Regions from separate parts of the Homo sapiens genome. Here all the other regions are linked to region 1. The links are chromatin loops, found by intact Hi-C in ENCODE. Cell type or tissue: mammary epithelial cell. All regions are shown on one strand. Region 1 overlaps CNTN1 (contactin 1). Region 2 holds the start of CNTN1 (contactin 1). Region 3 overlaps CNTN1 (contactin 1).

What was found. Hi-C counts contacts between places; a loop is a spot of excess contacts. Peaks named below come from ENCODE experiments on the same cell type or tissue, not always from the same donor. Only the 100,000 strongest peaks of a DNase experiment are listed, where the experiment ranks them.
Region 2: a loop joins it to region 1, with 4 times the contacts of the local background. A loop is called at or near these places in 2 of 110 quality-filtered maps.
Region 3: it touches region 1 in a loop (3-fold over the local background); 3 of 110 quality-filtered maps call a loop at or near these places.

Annotation. Positions count from the first base shown.
Region 1 is chr12:40,905,863-40,908,362 of GRCh38, reverse strand. It overlaps CNTN1 (contactin 1), which reads right to left. Exons shown (of 24, transcript NM_001843.4): 2 at 1-6. Among named protein-coding and RNA genes, the nearest start is that of CNTN1, 210 kb to the right of the region's middle. In mammary epithelial cell, no CTCF peak of the experiment used is centred here; a DNase peak (open chromatin) is centred at 1,102; H3K27ac peaks cover 1,724 bases.
Region 2 is chr12:40,691,301-40,693,800 of GRCh38, reverse strand. It overlaps CNTN1 (contactin 1), which reads right to left and starts at 1,362. Exons shown (of 24, transcript NM_001843.4): 1 at 1,209-1,362. In mammary epithelial cell, no CTCF peak of the experiment used is centred here; DNase peaks (open chromatin) are centred at 400 and 1,430; H3K4me3 peaks cover 1,641 bases; H3K27ac peaks cover 495 bases.
Region 3 is chr12:40,828,873-40,831,372 of GRCh38, reverse strand. The region is part of intron 1 of CNTN1 (contactin 1); the gene reads right to left. Among named protein-coding and RNA genes, the nearest start is that of CNTN1, 140 kb to the right of the region's middle. In mammary epithelial cell, no CTCF peak of the experiment used is centred here; a DNase peak (open chromatin) is centred at 1,532; H3K27ac peaks cover 1,145 bases.

The sequences.
Region 1 (2,500 bases):
AAACACCTGCATCAAGAAAGAAAAGAAGAAGAAGGAAAGAATTAGAAGGAAGGAGAGGGGAAGGAAGGGGAGAGGAGGAGAGGAGAAGAAAGAAAGGGAAGGAAATTGGAAATGTTCATCATTTGAGGAAAACATTATTAACCTATGTGACTTTATGCTTTTCGTTTGTAGAATAAGTTTTCATTTATTTAAATATATTTGTAAACACCGTGTAATGCAAAGACTGGAGTCAGTATCAGAAGGCTTCAGCTGACATCCTAGTATTGACACAATGCAATCATGAGTGTCACTCAATCATGTGTTTAGGTTTCTTTTCCTCTGTAACCATTGAGTATAATAAGTCTTTTCTACAAATAGCACAGTTGTAAACATTTTGATATCATTCACTTTAATTGAAGGTTACATTTAACGGAAGGCCTGGTTCAAAGATTCAATTGAAGTTACATTTGTATAAGAGCTTGTAAACTCACAGACATTACACAAGGGTGATGATGTTAGCATTTTCTGTTAGTGGCTTAAGGAAAATTTTTGCCAGACATGCTAATTTTAAATGTTACAATATATTAATTAATAAAATATTCATTCCTCCTCATCCCTTTTACTTCTTTCACTTATTCAAGAAAAAAGCAAATAAGTGTTCCTTGCATGTCAACAGGGGACAATCAAGGTTTTGTGGGGCCAAAATTGTCCATTTGGAGAGCCTTCTTTCAGGACAAGAAGAAAATAAAATTACTAATATAAACGAAAATACAAAACCATGTAGCAGTCTAATTAAAATATCTTGCTTTTAAAAATTTTGCAATCATGTACGACCATGTGATTACACTGCTAAAGTTTCACCCAGGACCCTGGAATAGCCTCATGCAGGTGAAGGGCCCTGCTACTTAAGTTTCATCATCTCCGTGGTAAAATCCACCACTGTGACTAAGCATGTAGCTATGAAGACTCAAAAAAGAAAGGCACAGTTTGCTTGCTCTTAAGAAGTTCACAGAAAAAGAGTACACAGATATGTGAACAAGCCAGTGCAATGACATAGTTGTGTGGACCTGTATGCTATTAAACGTGAAAAAGTGTTAATCATTTTCACTGAAACCATGGTAAACACAGCACGGTGGGAATGGGCCTTCCTGCGGTAGGCAGGGCCTTATACAGGAGTGTTGCATTCTTAGATTTGAGTCATTTGGTGACTTCCTGCCTCAACCACTGCTTACTGGATCACCTTAAGAATGATATGGCCTAGGGCATTAGAGCACTCATCAATAATGACACAATAGGGGTTTCATCTTGAAAAGACATTAAATCATTGTTTTAAAAGAATATATAATAGCATAACTGAAATCTCATGACATAGAATTGAATGAAAACATAAATTAAGATAGAGCATGGGCTGGGCACAGTGGCTCACACCTGTAATCCCAGCCCTTTGGGAGGCTGAAGCTCGTAGATCACCTGAGGTCAGGAGTTCGAGACCAGCCTGACCAACATGGTGAAACCCCCATCTCTACTAAAAATATAAAACTAGCCTGGCTTAGTGGCGCATGCCTGTATCCCAGCTACTCAGGAGGCTGAGGCAGGAGAATCACTTGAACCTGGGAGGTGGAGGTTGCAGTGAGCCGAGATCTTCACACCACTGCACTCCAGCCTGGGCAACAAGAGCGAAACTCCATCTCAAAAAAAACAAAACAAAAAAAAAGCATGAAAAACAATTTTAAAAGGAAAACACATGTTGTAGTGTTCAACGTATAAATATAGTCGAACATATTTAAAACAGCAACATTAAAATCCTACTGATTGCTTGCACCATACTATTATGTCAGAGAAAAATATAGGAGTCTATTTATTTTTTAATGGATTTTGAGAACACATATACTCCCTGATTTGCAAGAATCCTAGCATTTGGCAGAGGCTGGACAAAATTTTTACCTGGACCATGGTAATATATGGGCCAGGATAAACATATTTTTCCTTTTTAATATATATAAGCCTGAAATTTTAAATTTTTATTAATTTATTTTCCTAGGCAGAATTGGGCAGAGAGGAAAATAAACAGTTTAATAGAGGTGAAGAATGAAAAGCAATTTTTTTTTCTTTTGAGACGTAGTCTCTCTCTGTCGCCCAGTCTGGAGTGCAGTGGTGCAGTCTCGGCTCACTGCAAGCTCCACCTCCTGGGTTCACGCCATTCTCCTGCCTCAGCCTCCCGAGTAGCTGGGACTACAGGCACCCACCACCACGCCCGGCTAATTTTTTGTATTTTTAGTAGAGACGGGGTTTCACCGTGTTAGGATGGTCTCGATCTCCTGACCTCGTGATCCGCCCGCCTCGGCCTCCCAAAGTGCTGGGATTACAGGCGTGAGCCATTGCACCCGGCCAACAATTCTTTTAGAGGACAGGAAAATCAATTACATGATCTGTGGAAAGATTTTTAGCTTTTTATTTTGATTGTGCATGACATCGTTATCTACATATAGACTTAAGTGAAAATTTTTGAAATGTGTACACA
Region 2 (2,500 bases), 210 kb after region 1:
TGGATTCCCTTTTGCCCCGCCCACTCAGTGCTTCCAGATTGCTTGAGAAGGCCAAGGCAGCCGGCTCAGCAGCAGGGAAGCCGGGCTGGGTATGCAGGAGCTATATATAGCTCCACCTTGGAGATGTGCACACACAAGCACACGTACGAATACCCATGCCCGGTTTGGCATGAAAATAAATAAATAAATAAGGAAAGGTCGCAGCTATCCGCTTTCCCTCTTTCCCATCATCCCAATTTTTCAGGAATTTTCAAAGCAGGGTGTCATCAGTCCCAGAGGGTGATGCAGCGTCGGATCTCTCTGCAATTCTTCTGCCTACTGCTCCCAGCAATCTGACTCCTGCAGGAACCGGCACTGGGCCAACACCTACTACCCAGATGCGGTCACCTAGGGAGGCAGCCTCGCAGCCGCTCGGAGCCCATCCGGGCACAATCACTTGACTCCCTGGAAATCCCTGAAGCCAAATCCACCTTTCAGAAACTAGGTGTGAAGGTGGTTCCCGTAGACAGCGCCAGGCTAGGAGGGAAGGGGCCGTGGCTCCGCGGTCTCTCCCTCCCACCTGCCGCAGATCGTGGAGAAGGGCCGGTGCCTTCTCAACGGAGACGTAATTAATCGGAACGTGCCCTTCGAGTTGCAGGGATTCTTCCCCACCCCCATCTCCTGAAGGGAGCTAGATCTTAACAGAGGGGTCAGGGGACAAACAAGTCGCTTCCTCCCCTCTCCGCAACCGCTCCCAGGTTTTCCGGGATGCGCTAGCCAGGCGCCCAGGTGGGATGGGAAAGATGAGCAGGTGCGGGCCGGCGTCGGGAGAAAAAGACCTGCAGGCCCCGGGCTGCCGACCTCTCTGCTTCCCCACCCCTCCCCTGCCGAGGCGATATGGCATCCCTGGGGCGAGTTCCCGGCGCTGGCGGCGGCAGCCTCCGAAAGGAAAGTTGACGAGACACAGACCCCGAGCTCGGAGCCCTCTTCTAGGGCACTGCCGTCCTGCCTTGCCCGGCACCCCAGGGCTCCGGCATCCCGCACCCCTGCTTCCCCGCACCCCAGCCACCTCCGCCCCAGTCCTTCCCGCGCCGCACGGCGAGAGCTGCAGGGACCACAGGAGATTTGGGGGTGACGAGGGCTGGGCGGGGCTGGGGGAAGGGAAGCAACAGCATGGAAATGCGCATTCTTTATTTTATCTGCAAAGAAGGAAAAGTCCAGCTTCCTACCTGTTCCCTGCTCCTGCTCGCCTCGGTGCGGCACAGCTGGACCATACCCTACAGGTTTCCCACTTCCGCTGCAAACACCTGGGAGCGCATCTCCCCACCGGCGCCCCTCCTCGCCTCGGCGGAGCCCACCCTGGCTACTTGACAGCAGAAGCCCGGCCTTTTAGGGCGGTTATTGGGGCAGCAGGGAAAGTGGGGCGGGGACCACAGGGAAACCCGCTTCTCTGATTGGACAACAGGGATATCACTCTCACCCCCAGGACCAGCGCAGGCTGCAGACTTGGGTAGCTGCTAAACCCAACTGCAAAGGGTCTCTGCAGTGCCTGAAACCCAAACCTGCTGCTACCGGATCAAGGACCCTTGCTGGAGAGAAACTGGTTTGATGACTTGTCATTTGGGGCCCCAAGAGGGAGGGAGGGTCCAGGCATAACTAGACACCCAGCACTTTCCTGAAGCTTCCCTGAAGGGACCATCTGCTCCGGGAGATTTGTCAGGCGAAAATACCAAGCCAGCGCCTCATAGAGAAGAATGAGCTTCGATTAGGAAATAATAAGATACTTATGTGGGAAAAAATACACACACAGAAAGGAAAATAAAACGATGTGAGGTTTTTTTTTAAAGTTTCCATTTTTGTCCAGATGTAACATGGCAGTTTTTCTTGAGAAAAGACGGAATTGCTTAGTCTGTAATGCAGAAGACCCCCTAATATTCCCTGGTAGAAACAGTGTTTTAAACGGGAAAGCACTGCATAATAACCTCTCAAAAAAAAAAAAAGGGTAAAAGAAATTAAGGCCAAACTGCATGAGAGATTTGCTTTGGGGCAGTTCAGTTTGTGGCAAAAGTCTTAAAATAATCACCATTAGACTGATTGATAATTAAGTGATCTGTTACTTTTCTATTGATAGTAGTTTATCATTTCTTTAGTACTCAGACACTGAGAGGATGTTTATGCCCCCAAACCTAAGTGATCCCAAGCCTGCCTTTTATGTGAAGGGAACAGGGTAAAATAACTTTGTGTCCAGTTGCCATCTCTGCCATTTATTCAGGTGGAATCTGGAAATTTTGGAATTCAAGAGACTCCTTAAATGAAGGAACGTGCTAGAACTACCACGTGTAAAACTGGGAGTGTAGGGTGTCTTAGTATATAGTACCATGTGAGGAATCAAGTTGCCTTCTGCCTGCAAATAGCCACATTCTTCTTCTATCTGAATTAAGTAGCCATCTTAAGTGCTGAGCATAAGACACAACTCTCATTCTCACAGAGCTTCAAAGAGCTTATGACAGGCTTGGGACAC
Region 3 (2,500 bases), 77 kb after region 1:
TGTTGTCTAAACATAAGCTCTGATTTCCTCAATTTTCATATTAGCTTGCTTTGTTGAAAATGGGTATATTACCTCTTTTCAAATACTTGTAGGCCTCCTAATCATCCATAAGTAATCTGTAACTACCACAATCCTAAGTAAATATAGTATATACATTTAATTATATGTGTAAATGTATATACTATAAGTAAATATATATACTATACATTTACAGTATATATTTATAGTATATATACTATAGATATTTACAGTATATATAGTATACTATATATGTATAGTATATATAGTATATGTATAGTATATATACTGTATTGTATATATTTATAGTATATATACTGTAAATATATATACTATACTATATATTAACTTATAGTATATATGTTTCATATATAGTGTGTGTGTGTGTGTGTATATATATATATATATATATATATATGTATATGTATATGTAACTACCACTTAGGATTATGGTAGTTACAGATCACTTATAGTAGTTACTAAGTAGAAAACTAGATAGTTAGGTAGACAGATAAAGAGTATATATATATATATATATATATATATATATATATATATATATACACTATACTTTCTCCCTCTCTCTCAATATATATAGAGAGATTTCTACTTCAATTTATTACAACATAAGTACAAATATATTTTAGCTCTATCAGTATTTATTCCCTATAAAGAAATATTACACCTTTCTACTTTAAAATATTATTGTCAATTATTTCTCACTCTAAGTCACCCTTAAAATTTATTTTTAAAGAAATTATAAACCCTTATATTAGTAAACCTGTTACTTCAGAATTTTTTATACATTGATTTTGAGTCACTAATAATGTATATCAACTACAGTTTAAGTACATTTTTCTTTCAAAATCTTATGTTTGATGTTTCACTACTCTCTCATTCCATTTGCCCTGTTTCCTTTTTAATATATATTTTTGTAATATATTCAGTCTCCATTTCCAATTATATCTAATACGATTATATGTTGCCATAATAATCACTATCTAAACTCATTTTGGTGCCTCATATATACCAAACAAGATATTTAAAAATTCTCATCAATTTTTTGTTGGTTCCTCCCAATTGATAGCCTATAAAAATTAATTATAACCACCGTGGGAAGCAGGAACTGAGCACATCTTATTCTAGATTTTCCTTACGTGATCTGGAAACTATTCTTTATCTGAACATTATGTCTTTTAAATGAGATTGGCTAATGGCTTGGGTTGAGACTAGAAAGAAGACAGAGAGGTTTAGATAAGTACAAGGGCAGTGCTTCTTGAATCCCTTTGTTTATACACTCTCCCCTTGTTAGGCCATTAATTCTACTGCTATGATCTTGTCACCCAGCACGGGAGCTTTTATTCTCCTACTGTCAACTCAGCCAGATCCAACAAGTAGCACTGCCATTCTACTTATTACTCAGAATTTAGTGTGTGTCATTAGGCAATAAATATCTTTAAGTTTCTGCCCCCCTCCATTCTTTCTCATTTTCCTCTAGATTCCATTTTATTAGCTGTTAATCAGCCACCTCAGCCAGGAGGCATTTCAGCAGAACTGAACACCATGACTCAGCATCAGGAGACTTCTAAGATATATAGGTAGTAATATCTCCTTCCTTTTTTCCCCTCCCTAAGGAAAAACTTCAGGTGTGAGTTTCCTCTTATACCTAAACTAGATCAGCTTTGAAGATTTAAACCATTCTGTAATGCTGGGAGTTCTGTGCACAACACCTGGACAACAGGAAATCCAAATAATATAGCAACATTGTAGCAGAATTGAAATGCATAAAATGTAGCATTTTATGCTGTGCTCTTATTATCATCATTACTCTAAATTTCTTTCTTTTTAAAAAAAATAAAGTGATACTTTTTTTTCCCAAAACATACTTGTCCTTATCTATTCTTGGTCTTGATAGATGATTTAGCAAACACACTTTTAAAAACAGTATTAATAAACATACATGAGGAAGTAGATATACCTATATATTATAGTGCATATATTATGTTTTATAAACTATGAATTATAGTATATATGTATGTGTGTGCATATATATTCACTAGTAATATAAATTCACTAGTATATATATTCACTAGTAATATATGTTCACTAATAATATAAATTGAAAAGTAGCCTTAAAGAATTTTACTTATCTAGTGTCTCTTGCTTTATATTTATTAATTCTGTTTTCTCATCCTAAAGAAATGTTCAGGAATTAATCATTTGCCATGATATTTAAGCAAGAAACTTTAATTAACAATGACTTCTGACAAATATACTCGTATAGTACTGTGTTTTTCAGTTTTACAGAGTTTTTGTAAATTTTATTTGGATCTTATGTAGTGGGTCCTATAATTGTATAGGGGTAATTTTTAAAAAAACAAGAAATAAAACTCTTTTTTGGGTAAATGTCACAACACGTCATCTATCCATACATTTTGGAGTAAGGCATTCTTAACAAGAGGGAAAAACAAAACCAAACCAG